Linked DNA regions of Homo sapiens: region 1 is linked to region 2. Evidence: read pairs that join two places in POLR2A ChIA-PET (ENCODE). Cell type or tissue: HCT116. All regions are shown on one strand. Links, peaks and the distances in the headings refer to the core of each region. The heading gives the core; the rest is flanking DNA. Region 1 holds the start of LYPLA2 (lysophospholipase 2). Region 2 overlaps LUZP1 (leucine zipper protein 1).

Region 1 (5,371 bases), core at 265-5,264, 690 kb after region 2:
GTGTCCTGTGGTTATAGCTAGAAGGACAGGAGTCTCCTGCTGATGCGTGATAGCTTAAGCTTGGGGAGAAGGTCTTTTCCACTGCCTAGCTAAGCAGTCTGGGGAGAGCATGGGGATCATTTCTATGTGTGTGGGTAATCTGGTCAGTAAGATTGAGACTTAGTTAAGATTCCCCTTGGAAATTCCTTAATGTTTATTAGCTTCTAACTAGTGTTGTAAGTCCGATGCCAGAATTTGGAGATTTGAGTTCTTCTTTTCATGGCTTTTATTCACTGTGACTAATAAGCTTCCTAATAAATCCTTGCCAGACTTAATGTTTGTATTTTCTTTTGAGTTCTTGATAGCCACTGATGCAACTTTCATTTCATGGGGAACTGTACTGAACTTTGAAATTTTTTGTTGTTGTTTTGGACTAGGTAGATTATAGGAAGTGCCACAATTAAATCAAGACTGGAGCCGGGCGCGGTGGCTCACGCCTGTAATCCCAGCACTTTGGGAGGCCGAGGTGGGCGGATCACGAGGTCAGGAGATCGAGACCACGGTGAAACCGTCTCTACCAAAAATACAAAAAATTAGCCGGGTGCGGTGGCGGGAGCCTGTAGTCCCAGCTACTCAGGAGGCTGAGGCAGGAGAATGGCATGAACCCGGGAAGCGGAGCTTGCAGTGACCTGAGATTGCACCACTGCACTCCAGCCTGGGTGACAGAGTGAGACTCCGTCTCAAAAAAAAAAAAAAAAAAAATCAAGACTGGATCAGTTTCTCCAGGAATGGTCAAGCTTAATTTTGTACAGTAGGCCAAAAACACTCCTACACCCATATATAGTAAAGAAGAAGGTGGGGTTGAAAACCTGTATTTCACAGAAATTAACTGGGCATGGTGGCGTGCACCTGTAGTCCCAGCCACTTGGGAGGCTGAGGTGGGAGGATCACTGGAGCCCAGGAGGTCGAGGCTACAGTAAGCCATGATTGCGCCACTGCACCCCAGCCTGAGGCAACAGAGTGAGACCTTGTCTCAAAACAACAACAACAAAACCCTATATTTCATTTTGCACAAAAGGAAGTGATTTGTAGAATGACATTTACAAAAATAAGGGAGAACAGATTTTGGAGCTCATCAGAAGAAATGAGGGTGAGGAAAGTAATTGAGCAGCTCATGTGGTCTCCAGGTAGACCAAAGACTTTGGACTTAAATTTTGAAAGTCAGTTTAGCAATTGAAGAGAATGTAAGTATCTAAAAAGGGGATTTGATATGGTCAGTATTCTCTCCCTTGCAGAAAACAGGAACAGGTAATAAAGGGAATTAGTGTTGAATCTGATCCTTTTGGGAGAATTCCTCTGAGGCATTGGCCCATGCTGTTGTTTGGAGGATATAGCCACTGTTTCTCCAGCCTGTCCTAGGAAAGGTCTGCTACCACCAAACCTTGTTGGCCCTCAAAATTTCTAAAATGCAGCCTGAAATAAACCAGAATGCAAATGCTGTTCTTGAAAAGCATGAAGGGTCCTATTCACTCAGCCACAGCCTCTTTATTTCAGTTGGATCATTTTTTGGAGTTAAAAGAAGGGCTATGTTTAAATTTGGAGTAGGGGGAAAAATAAAGTTAAAAATCTTAGAGCAGACTAGCCCTTCACTAATTCCACTAATTAAAGCATTAATCACAGCTCCTGGGACTGAGCCTCTGAATTTGAAGCTTCACTCTGAAGAATTTGTTTTAAGTGTCATGGTGTCTCAGGTGATCGAGGTTGCAGGAGGAACTGTTCATTCTTCCATAAGTGGGGACATTACCCTCCATTTTCTTTTGACATTCAGTCCTGGGTCCTTGGCTTGTGGTGGTCCCATAGGCTCAAAGGTTTCCTGCCCCGAATCCTGGTATTGTAGGCTCCCTGACCTGTTGAGTACTTAGGACCAAAGTGCCTCTGGGCCTGGGGGAAAGTGCTTTGTTGAGCTTCCAACTTTGTACTGTTTTCTTTTTCTTTTCTTTCTTTTTTTTTTTTTTTTTTTTTTGAGACAGAGTCTCGCTTTGTTGCCCAGGCTGGAGTGTAGTGGCACTATCTTGGCTCACTGCAAGCTCCGCCTCCCGGGTTCACGCCATTCTCCTGCCTCAGCCTCCCCCCGAGTAGCTAGGACTACAGGCGCCCGCCACAGCGCCAGGCTAATTTTTTGTATTTTTAGTAGAGACAGGGTTTCACCGTGTTAGCCAGGATGGTCTCGATCTCCTGACCTCGTGATCCGCCCGCCTCAGCCTCCCAAAGTGCTGGGATTACAGGAGTGAGCCACCGCGCCTGGCTGTACTGTTTTCTTTCTGTTCAAAGAAAACACTAGTATAGGTTAGGCTGGGAGAGTGAGTCCTAAGCGGCTGAGGGTCAAGTGTGACTCATTTCCTATTTGCAGATCCCCACACATTCTCAGGGACATGCTCCTTCAACTCAGTTTGCCTGCCTTCTGACTTTTCTGTGGTCCCTGATACCTATTTCCACTTCAGCTTGATGGCAGCGTTTTGTGCACTGTCTGCATGACATTGCTTGTGAAGGGCAGCGCTAACACTGCCAGTGCCTGTCCAGCTCTCCTGATACGGCCTTTGTATTTTTCCTAGGTCCTTTTTTGCGTGATTAACACCTCACGCTGTGATTTTACTGTATAAACCATGTTCACACAACCTCATTTAAGCCTACCAACAAAGCTGTGAAGGAGGCAGGGTGGTTATTACCATTTTATATATCAGGAAGCAGATCCAGAGAGGCAGAATTTAAATGGAATCCCGAGGTTGCTGTTTACATGCCTTCCTTGAGCCTCAGTTTCCCCATCTTCAAGGCTGGAGAACTAGATGATCTGTAAGGTCTCTTCGGTTCAGAGTGTGTCATTCCATTCATGATCCTGGAATAGGGCATGAAAGCCAGTGGCAGACACCCGAGGCCTTAAGAGGTGTGTCCCATGAGGATGGGAAGGTGGTAAAGTTTATGCAAACAATAGTGTGAGGGATGCCTCTCCTTCCGGTCGGCCCTCCTCCAGGAGGCGCATGGGTGGTGGTAGCAAGTGGGAGTCTTGGGTGCCCTGTCTCGAATCTACAAGGTGGGAGCGGGTGAGAACCCAGCGACTGCGCGGCTGAATGACAGGGAGTAGCCCCGCCGCCTCCAACATGGCAGCTTCTATCCAGCGAAGCCGGGTCCCCGCTTCCGGGTTCCGTACTGTCGGCCAGGCTACTTCCGGCAGCGCGATGGCTGGGTTCCCGGGACTCGAACGGAAGTTCCGGCGGGGGCGGCCGAGGGGGAAGAGTGTGTCTGCGGGAGAAAGAGGAGAATCGCCCAAGCGGCCTCGGAAGTCCCAGGGAGTGGAGGTACCCAGCCGGCGGCTGCGGAGGATGGGCGTGTAGGGGGAGGTCGGCCTCGGGAGGGTCCCGGAGAGCGGGGAGGGGGAACCGTGATGGGGGGGATGGGGGTGGGGAGTGAGGTGCGAAGGCGCTGTCCAGTCTTGGGGACTTCGGGAGTGGAGCGGGGCTAGGCAAGGGGGTGTCTGAGTATAAAGAGACAGACTTCAGGGTCGGAAATAGAAGAGCCCATTGTGGGGCGGGGGCTTCCCCAGAGTCAAAGGTACAAAGCTTTATTGTGGGCAGGTGGGAGTCCTGGGTCAGGGTAGAAAATTTCACTGGGTAGGGTGACCTTTGGTCAGAACAGAAGTTCCCATTGTGGGGAGCGGGAGATCCTGGGTCAGGGTGGAAGTTCTCAAGGTGTATAGAGAGAGACAGGTCAGGGGGAAGGCACCCCTCCGAGGAGGGAGCCTGGGCGGGAGGTGCAAGTCCCCACGGTGGAGAAGGAAGGGAATCGCAGCTCAGGGCAGGAGGTGCATTCCCCATGGGAAGAGGAACCCCGGGTCACAGGTGAACGATCCCATTGTGGGGAGCTGCCCTCAGGGGTCAGAGATGGAAGGTGAGGCCAGTTGGGAGGGGTGGGCAGGCACTTGAGGCAGGTAGTGGAAGCTTCCGGCGAGTTTGGAGGACGCCGAGGATGGGGAGGGGCCAGCCAGCCTGACATTCTTTTGTGTGTTTGGGAGTCCCAGAGCGTGGTCAAGCCAGGGCTCGTTTGCAGTCAGTGGCAGCAGCAGCAGGTAGCTCCGTTTAGGGGGGGCGTGGAGCACCAGTTTGGGGGTGGGTGGAGTTCTTACGCTTTCTGGGGACATGGGCAGCCCCCTGGGGGTCTGGGAATGGATGGGCCAGAAACTGCTGTGAAGGCTGGATGGGGGCTGGGTGGGGGGAGGTTGAGATGGGGGTTGGAGGCGGCACTGAGTAGGGGATGGAAGCTCCTTTCCCTGGCACTTTTCTCTCCATTTCCCATAGGGCCCGGAGTTGGGGAGGCAGGGACCCAGGGATGATTGGAGAGGAGGGGGAAGGCACTCACCCCTGAGGAGTTAGAGGGGGAATGAAGCAGGCGTGCCGCTGCCTCCCCTCTGCCCCCTGCCCTACAGTCCCTATGCCCTGCCTCTGCCTGTCTCCAGCAAGCTCAGGTCCTGTGGTTGGGCCAGAACCAGAGACACATGTTCTGGGCCACTAGGGAGGCTGTCTCTGCCTTTCAGCCCTGGAACTGAGGCAGACTTCTTCTCCTGTGCCCTGGGACTTCTTGCTTGACTATTCTTTGTGCCCAGGACAGAACCTGGGTGCTGTGTGGGGCTGATGGCCTGGTGGCCTCTTGGGCCAGGAGTGTGTCCTGTGCCTGGTTTTGCTCTTGACCGCCGCCCCGATGTATGCAGGCCCCCGCCGTGGAGCCGTGTGGTGTATGTGTGGTAACACCATGTCTGTGCCCCTGCTCACCGATGCTGCCACCGTGTCTGGAGCTGAGCGGGAAACGGCCGCGGTAAGGGTCCCCTTTCACCCACGGCCAGACACTGTGGGAGCAGCTGGAGGACCGGCTGGAGGGGGTGTGGGAAAATGGAGGTGGCAGTGATGAGCAGGGAGTATCCTGAGGCCAGCAGGCTCGGGGTAGTAACCTGTTTGGCTGCTACCTGGGTTCCCCCAGGTCCTTGGGGGTGGGGGAGGGGTGGGCAGAAGTTGGAGGACCTAGGGGAAGCCTTCCTGTCTCCCCATTTCCCATCCTTTTCCAGGTTATTTTTTTACATGGACTTGGAGACACAGGGTAAGTGACTGAGGAGGGGTGCTCCTTAAGGAGGGGTCCTGGCCCAGCAGCGGACTGGAGAGGCCTTCTCTTCCTACCACATCGGAGCCTTTTCTCCCGTCCCTCCTACAGGCACAGCTGGGCTGACGCCCTCTCCACCATCCGGCTCCCTCACGTCAAGTACATCTGTCCCCATGCGTGAGTGTCACCCCAGCAAGGGAGGGGCTGAGGCTGGGGATCATCTGGGGGTGGTCCTGTCATCCCAGGCCTG
Region 2 (5,371 bases), core at 274-5,273:
CTAAGCACTACTCTATAAACAAACTAACAATGACAAAAGAGTATAAAGGAACAAATAAGTACAACCACAAATAGGGCAGTACTATACTACAGGCAATACTAAGTACCTTATATACATGATTTCTGCAGGTATCAGGAATCTCAGATCATTTACTTTACATGTTCCTACGTTACTCCACGGAGGTTTTCCCTCAATGTCCACACAAAAACAATATGGTAATCCCTGGACATGTAAAATGCTTAGCAGAATACCTTGCACATAAGTCACAACAAACAGTAAGCTACTACTATTATTCTATTCAGCTTTCACAATAACCTTATGGGGCAAGGACTCTCAAATTTTCCCAAAGTACGCAGCTAGCAAGGACAGTCAGAGTGAATCTAGGTCCAATTCCAAAGTTTATATTCTTTTAAGAATACCATACTGTTTGGCCAAGTCACTGATTTTCTCTATGCTTTAGTTCCTCTGAAAAAATAAAAGAATATCAACTACCTTACAGCAACACTATGCAATAAAGTTAGCAAAAGCACTTTGAAAAGTCCTATGCATACCTAAAGTAAGTTTCATCAGGGAAAATCCTCCTAAAAATAGTGATTCACTAAGATCATCCCTTCTCCCCAGAGTAAACAAGGAACTAGACTGAAAATGGGGTTAGGAGGTCACTTATCTCTGACCTTTTGGCCCTAAGTAGCCAGGATAAGAAATGCTTTGCTACCTCCTGGATCATCCAAAAGCAAAGTAGACACCTCTCTTTCTACTGCCTCCCTTACTCTGTGTTAAGTATGTTTATCCAGGCAAAATTCATTTATTTAGCAGACATTTATAGAACACCTATGATGCACCCAGCATTTTGCCAAGATAAGTAGAAAATCTTACCCTTGCCTTTAAGGAATCATACAGATATAACCAATCATAAAACTATGATAAAGAAGCCTTCCCTGACCATCTTACATAAGATAGCACCCACCCTTTTGCATCCTGTCTTCTATCCTGCTTTTTTTTTTCCTTAGCATATTGTATCATCATACATATAACCGGAAGCTCAGAAGAAGTGATTAAATGTGCCTAAGGGTGGGGTCTGGGAAGGAAACTGTTTATATTAAACCTTGGGAAACCATAAGAAGGTTTTTACAAAGGGAAGGACAGTCTCACTTTTCATGCCACCCCTACATTAGTACCTGGCTCAGTTCTAATTCACGCTAGCAACATACAGTGCCAACTGTCTCTCATTCAGGGCTCTTTCTATCAAAGTTCCTGAACCCAGTTCCAAGTGGCCCCATCCAGCATTTTGGAGGGTGGCTCTTCTTCCTGTCCTGGCAGATCAGGAAGGTCTGAAATAGAACATAATCAGGCCTGCCCTGCCCCTTCTCCCAACACAGCTGCCATGATTCACTTCCTGTTCCCAATAGTCATTTAAAGAGGGGTCGGCAAACTTTTTTTTAAAAAGTTTGATAGTATACACATAAGTATGCAAACTTAGTTTGAGAGTAAATATTTTAGGCTTTATAGGATCTAAGGTTTCTATTCCAGCTACTGAACTCTGACAATGTAGTGATGAAGCAACCACATATATACTGTACAGAAGTGAATGAACATAACTATGTTTCAATTAAACTTGATTTAAAAAAACAGGCAGTGGGCAGGGCATGGTAGCTCATGCCTGTAATCCCAGCACTTTGGTAAGATGAGCGGGGAGGATTGCTTGAGGCCAGGAGTTCAAGGCCAGTCTTGGCAATACTGCAAGACCCTGTCTCTACTTAAATAAACCATTAAAAATTTAAAAAGCAAAAGACAGTGGGCCTGTCTGCCAGAATTTGCCAATCTCTGATCTAAAGGATAATAGGAGCTTTTATTTTATTTTATATTTCATTTCATTTCATTTTTCATTTCATTTCATTTGATTTCATTTCTTTTTTTATTGAGACAGGGTCTACCAGGCTGTCATGCAGTGGAGCAATCACAGCTCACTGCAGCTTCTACCTTCTAGCCTCAAGCAATCCTCCCACCTTAAGTCTCCCAAGCAGCTGGGACTCAGACACATGCCACCATGCCTGGCTAATTTTTCTCATTTTTTTTTTTTGTAGAGAAGGGGTCTCTATGCTGACCAGGCTGGTCCCAAACTCCTGGACTCAAGCCATCCTCCCACTTCGCCCTTCGAGCCTTCTAAAGTACTGGGATTACAGACGCGAGCCACCGCCCCTGGCCAAGAGCTATTTTCAAGCAGCTTCCTCCTGACCACTTGTAGTTACCTGTTTTAAAATCTTAGGCTGTCTAAGCCTCACCATCAACTCTTGCACATTTCTATCTAATTACAGGGCTTACATTATTTTTCCCAGAATCACAAATTCATGTATTTTGGATACGCAAACTCAAGAGTGAGGGACCCAGCTAGCATACAGAGATTCTTCATGTTGGAAAGGATTTAGAGATCATCTAGTCCAACCTCCCACTCAATGCGGACGTTATCTAGCAAGTAGTTACTCAGCTTCCGTTCAAACACTTCTAATGACAAGAATGACAGTCACTTCCTCCCAAGACAACTCACTCCATCTTTGGACAGCTCTAAGGTAAGATACCCTACTTATTTTTCTTCTTGGCACATTTAACCACCTGATTACTTGTAAATTTATTTACATTGATTCTTCTTACCAGAAAGTAGGATGCATGAGGTCAGAAGTGTAGTTTTTTGTGTTTGTAATTTTTTTATTGCTGTATTCCCCGCCCCTTGAACAGTGCCTAGTACATAAAGAGTATAATATAGTTGTTTATTGGGAAGGAGGGAGGGAGGAAGAGAGGGAGAGAGGGAGGGAGGGAGGGAGGGAGGGAGGGAGGGAGGGAGGGAGAGAGGGAGAGAGGGAGGGAGGGGGGAAGGAGGGAGGGAGGGGGGGAAGGAGGGAGGGAGTGAACAAGCTAACAAAACAATGCTGTATTCGGGGAATTTAATTCAGCATGGCTGACACCAGAGACACAAGGGGAAGAGCAATTAACTGGTAAGGTCTCTGTGGTAGGTTTGAGGCCCCTGAAATGTCACAGTAAGTTCAGAGGCTGAGGGTGTACTGTTTGAGGAACATTCCCTTATCTCCTTTCCTTCCAAGCCCCCACAACCCACAGCCATTCCGATGGTAAACATCTTTTTTTCTTTTTCTTTTTTTTTTTTTGAGACGGAATCTCGTTCCATCGTCCAGGTTGGAGTGAAGAGGCACGATCTCAGCTCACTGCAACCTTCGTTTGCTGGGTTCAAGGGATTCTCGAGAACTGCCTCAGCCTCCCGAGTAGCTGGGATTACAGGTGTGCGCCACCACGCCCAGCTAATTTTTCTATTTTTAGTAGAGACAGGTTTCACTATGTTGCCAACACTGGTCTTGAACTCCTGACCTCAAGTGATCCACAAGCCTCGGCCTCCCAAAGTGCTGGGATTACAGGTGTGAGCCACCACGCCTGGCCCAATGGTAAACATCTTTTAATGCATCTGTTCTCTGAGGCCTTTTCAAACCATCCTTCCCCGCAAGAGAAATGCACCATCCTAAATTCTGTAGATGCTTCTATCACTATATCCATGATACTTAAAATATCTGTCATCCTCTGCTGGGCTCTGAGAGCAGGGACTGTGTTATCTTCATTTTTCAGTCCTGGGCACTGAATACAGTGACAGGGGCAAGGTAGGAACCTTATAAATGTTTTGTAAATAAATTAATGTAATAGTTTTATTGTATTCTGTACTGGCCAAATTTACATAAAGGGGACTATTTTCAGATCTAGGCACTACATTCTAGGAAAGATGCTTAGCCTTTATGCCAGAGGCTGAAATGCAGGTGCCAAAGAGATCAGGCCAATGATTTAAATGAGTTAAAGGGCCTAGAAGGACTATGGCTAAGAGGGGCTATGCCCTACTTTTATATATAATCTCTTAAATGTAGCCAATGAATTCAGATTTCAAAAAAGAGGAAATAAAAAGAATACCACTGTATAGTCCCTCCAAAACATACATGCCTGCAAGTGGATATGGGAAGCAAATTTGCAACCTGTATTGGACAAAGGGATTAAGTAAGAGAGTAACACAATCAGAACTGCAGTTTTTGAAAGGCCATTCTAGCAGGATAAACTAGGGTGCTATTGTAATAGTCAAGGCAAGAGATGGGATAAGGGCCTGAACCAGGACAGTAGCAATGGGGTAAAAGGGTGGGATGGATGAAAGATGACCTGGTCTGCCCAGTTCTAATAATGAAGTCCAAGATTGCATGAACGAATCTGATAGCCACAGTACCAATTTGTAGGTTCATACTGGCTTTGTTTCCAAATAAACTGTTAAATCTCATTTTTAATAATTGAAATATGGGGCTTAATTCTTTTGCAGGCAACGTGATACAATGATTAAAGTTTACGAACTCTGAAGCCAGGCAGCCTAAGTTCAAACCCTGACTTTATTAGCTACTAGCTGTGTGACCTTGGATAAGTCATTTGAATTCTCTATGCTTCAATACCTATAAGGTTATGGTATGTGTAAATAAGTTAATGCAAGAATTGCTTAGACTAGTACCTGGTCTATAGTAAGTGTCATGTAAGTTTCAGCTTAAATTATTATTTATTATTTTTGGATTTCAACTTCTTAGTTTCAATCCCTTGACTAAATATTCTCTACACTGTCTAGCCTGCAAACATTCGCTATTTAAGTCTCATAGGCATGTCTTTTCTATATCTTCATCCAAATTGATGTTCAAAAACAAAATATAACCAAAATCATTAAAAACACCTCCTATAGATTAACACTGATCTATTACAATTCCTGAGTGCAACTATTCAAGAAGCTCCAAAGCCAGGTAAAATTTTTTTTTTTGTCTTGGGATCACATGAGAAAACATTAAATACCTAATGTTAGCACTTAAGACACATTACCTTTGTAGCACATTCCAATCCTCCAGCGACCTAGGAATCTTTCCAAAAATGAAATGCTCTGATATATATATCAAACTGCTATATGGTAATTATCTCTGGATAATGTGCTTTTTTTCTGTTTTTGCTTATGTCTATTCTCTAATATTTTTATACTGAACTTGTACCGATCGTTTAAATAAAATCATGGCAAGGCTTAAAGAAAAAAAAGAATTGTTATCAGCTAGCATGATTTATTCTTAGTGAACACAAGCTGGCTTCTAGGGATCACTGTTCTCATTCTTTGATCAATCAATTTTAGAATTTTACCAGAGATCACTGTCAAGTTTCCAATGACATCCTCAAACCCCTGTGACCCAGACGTTAACTCCAAATAAATCAAACACCTCTCAAATGGGCACAGTGGCTCATGCCTATAATCCTAGCGCACTTTGGGAGGCTGAGGCAGGCAGACAGCTTGAGCCCAGGAGTTCAAGACCAG

The links. Peaks named below come from ENCODE experiments on the same cell type or tissue, not always from the same donor. Only the 100,000 strongest peaks of a DNase experiment are listed, where the experiment ranks them.
Region 1: POLR2A ChIA-PET joins it to region 2 with 5 read pairs; 1 of 35 experiments calls an interaction of 5 or more read pairs at or near these places.

The regions. Positions count from the first base shown.
Region 1 is chr1:23,787,919-23,793,289 of GRCh38, forward strand. PITHD1 (PITH domain containing 1) reads left to right here. Exons shown (of 6, transcript NM_020362.5): 6 at 1-314. LYPLA2 (lysophospholipase 2) reads left to right here and starts at 3,227. Exons shown (of 10, transcript NM_007260.3): 1 at 3,227-3,332; 2 at 4,739-4,842; 3 at 5,090-5,121; 4 at 5,233-5,298. The coding sequence starts at 4,765. It overlaps LOC105376860 (a long non-coding RNA gene), which reads right to left. Exons shown (of 2, transcript XR_947067.3): 2 at 2,696-2,872. RefSeq lists a silencer at 3,405-3,464. In HCT116, for the core only: no CTCF peak of the experiment used is centred there; DNase peaks (open chromatin) are centred at 2,345 and 3,163; H3K4me3 peaks cover 3,498 bases; H3K27ac peaks cover 4,704 bases.
Region 2 is chr1:23,101,040-23,106,410 of GRCh38, forward strand. All of the region lies in intron 2 of LUZP1 (leucine zipper protein 1), which reads right to left. Among named protein-coding and RNA genes, the nearest start is that of MIR3115, 59 kb to the left of the region's middle. In HCT116, for the core only: no CTCF peak of the experiment used is centred there; a DNase peak (open chromatin) is centred at 2,512; H3K4me3 peaks cover 1,008 bases; H3K27ac peaks cover 454 bases.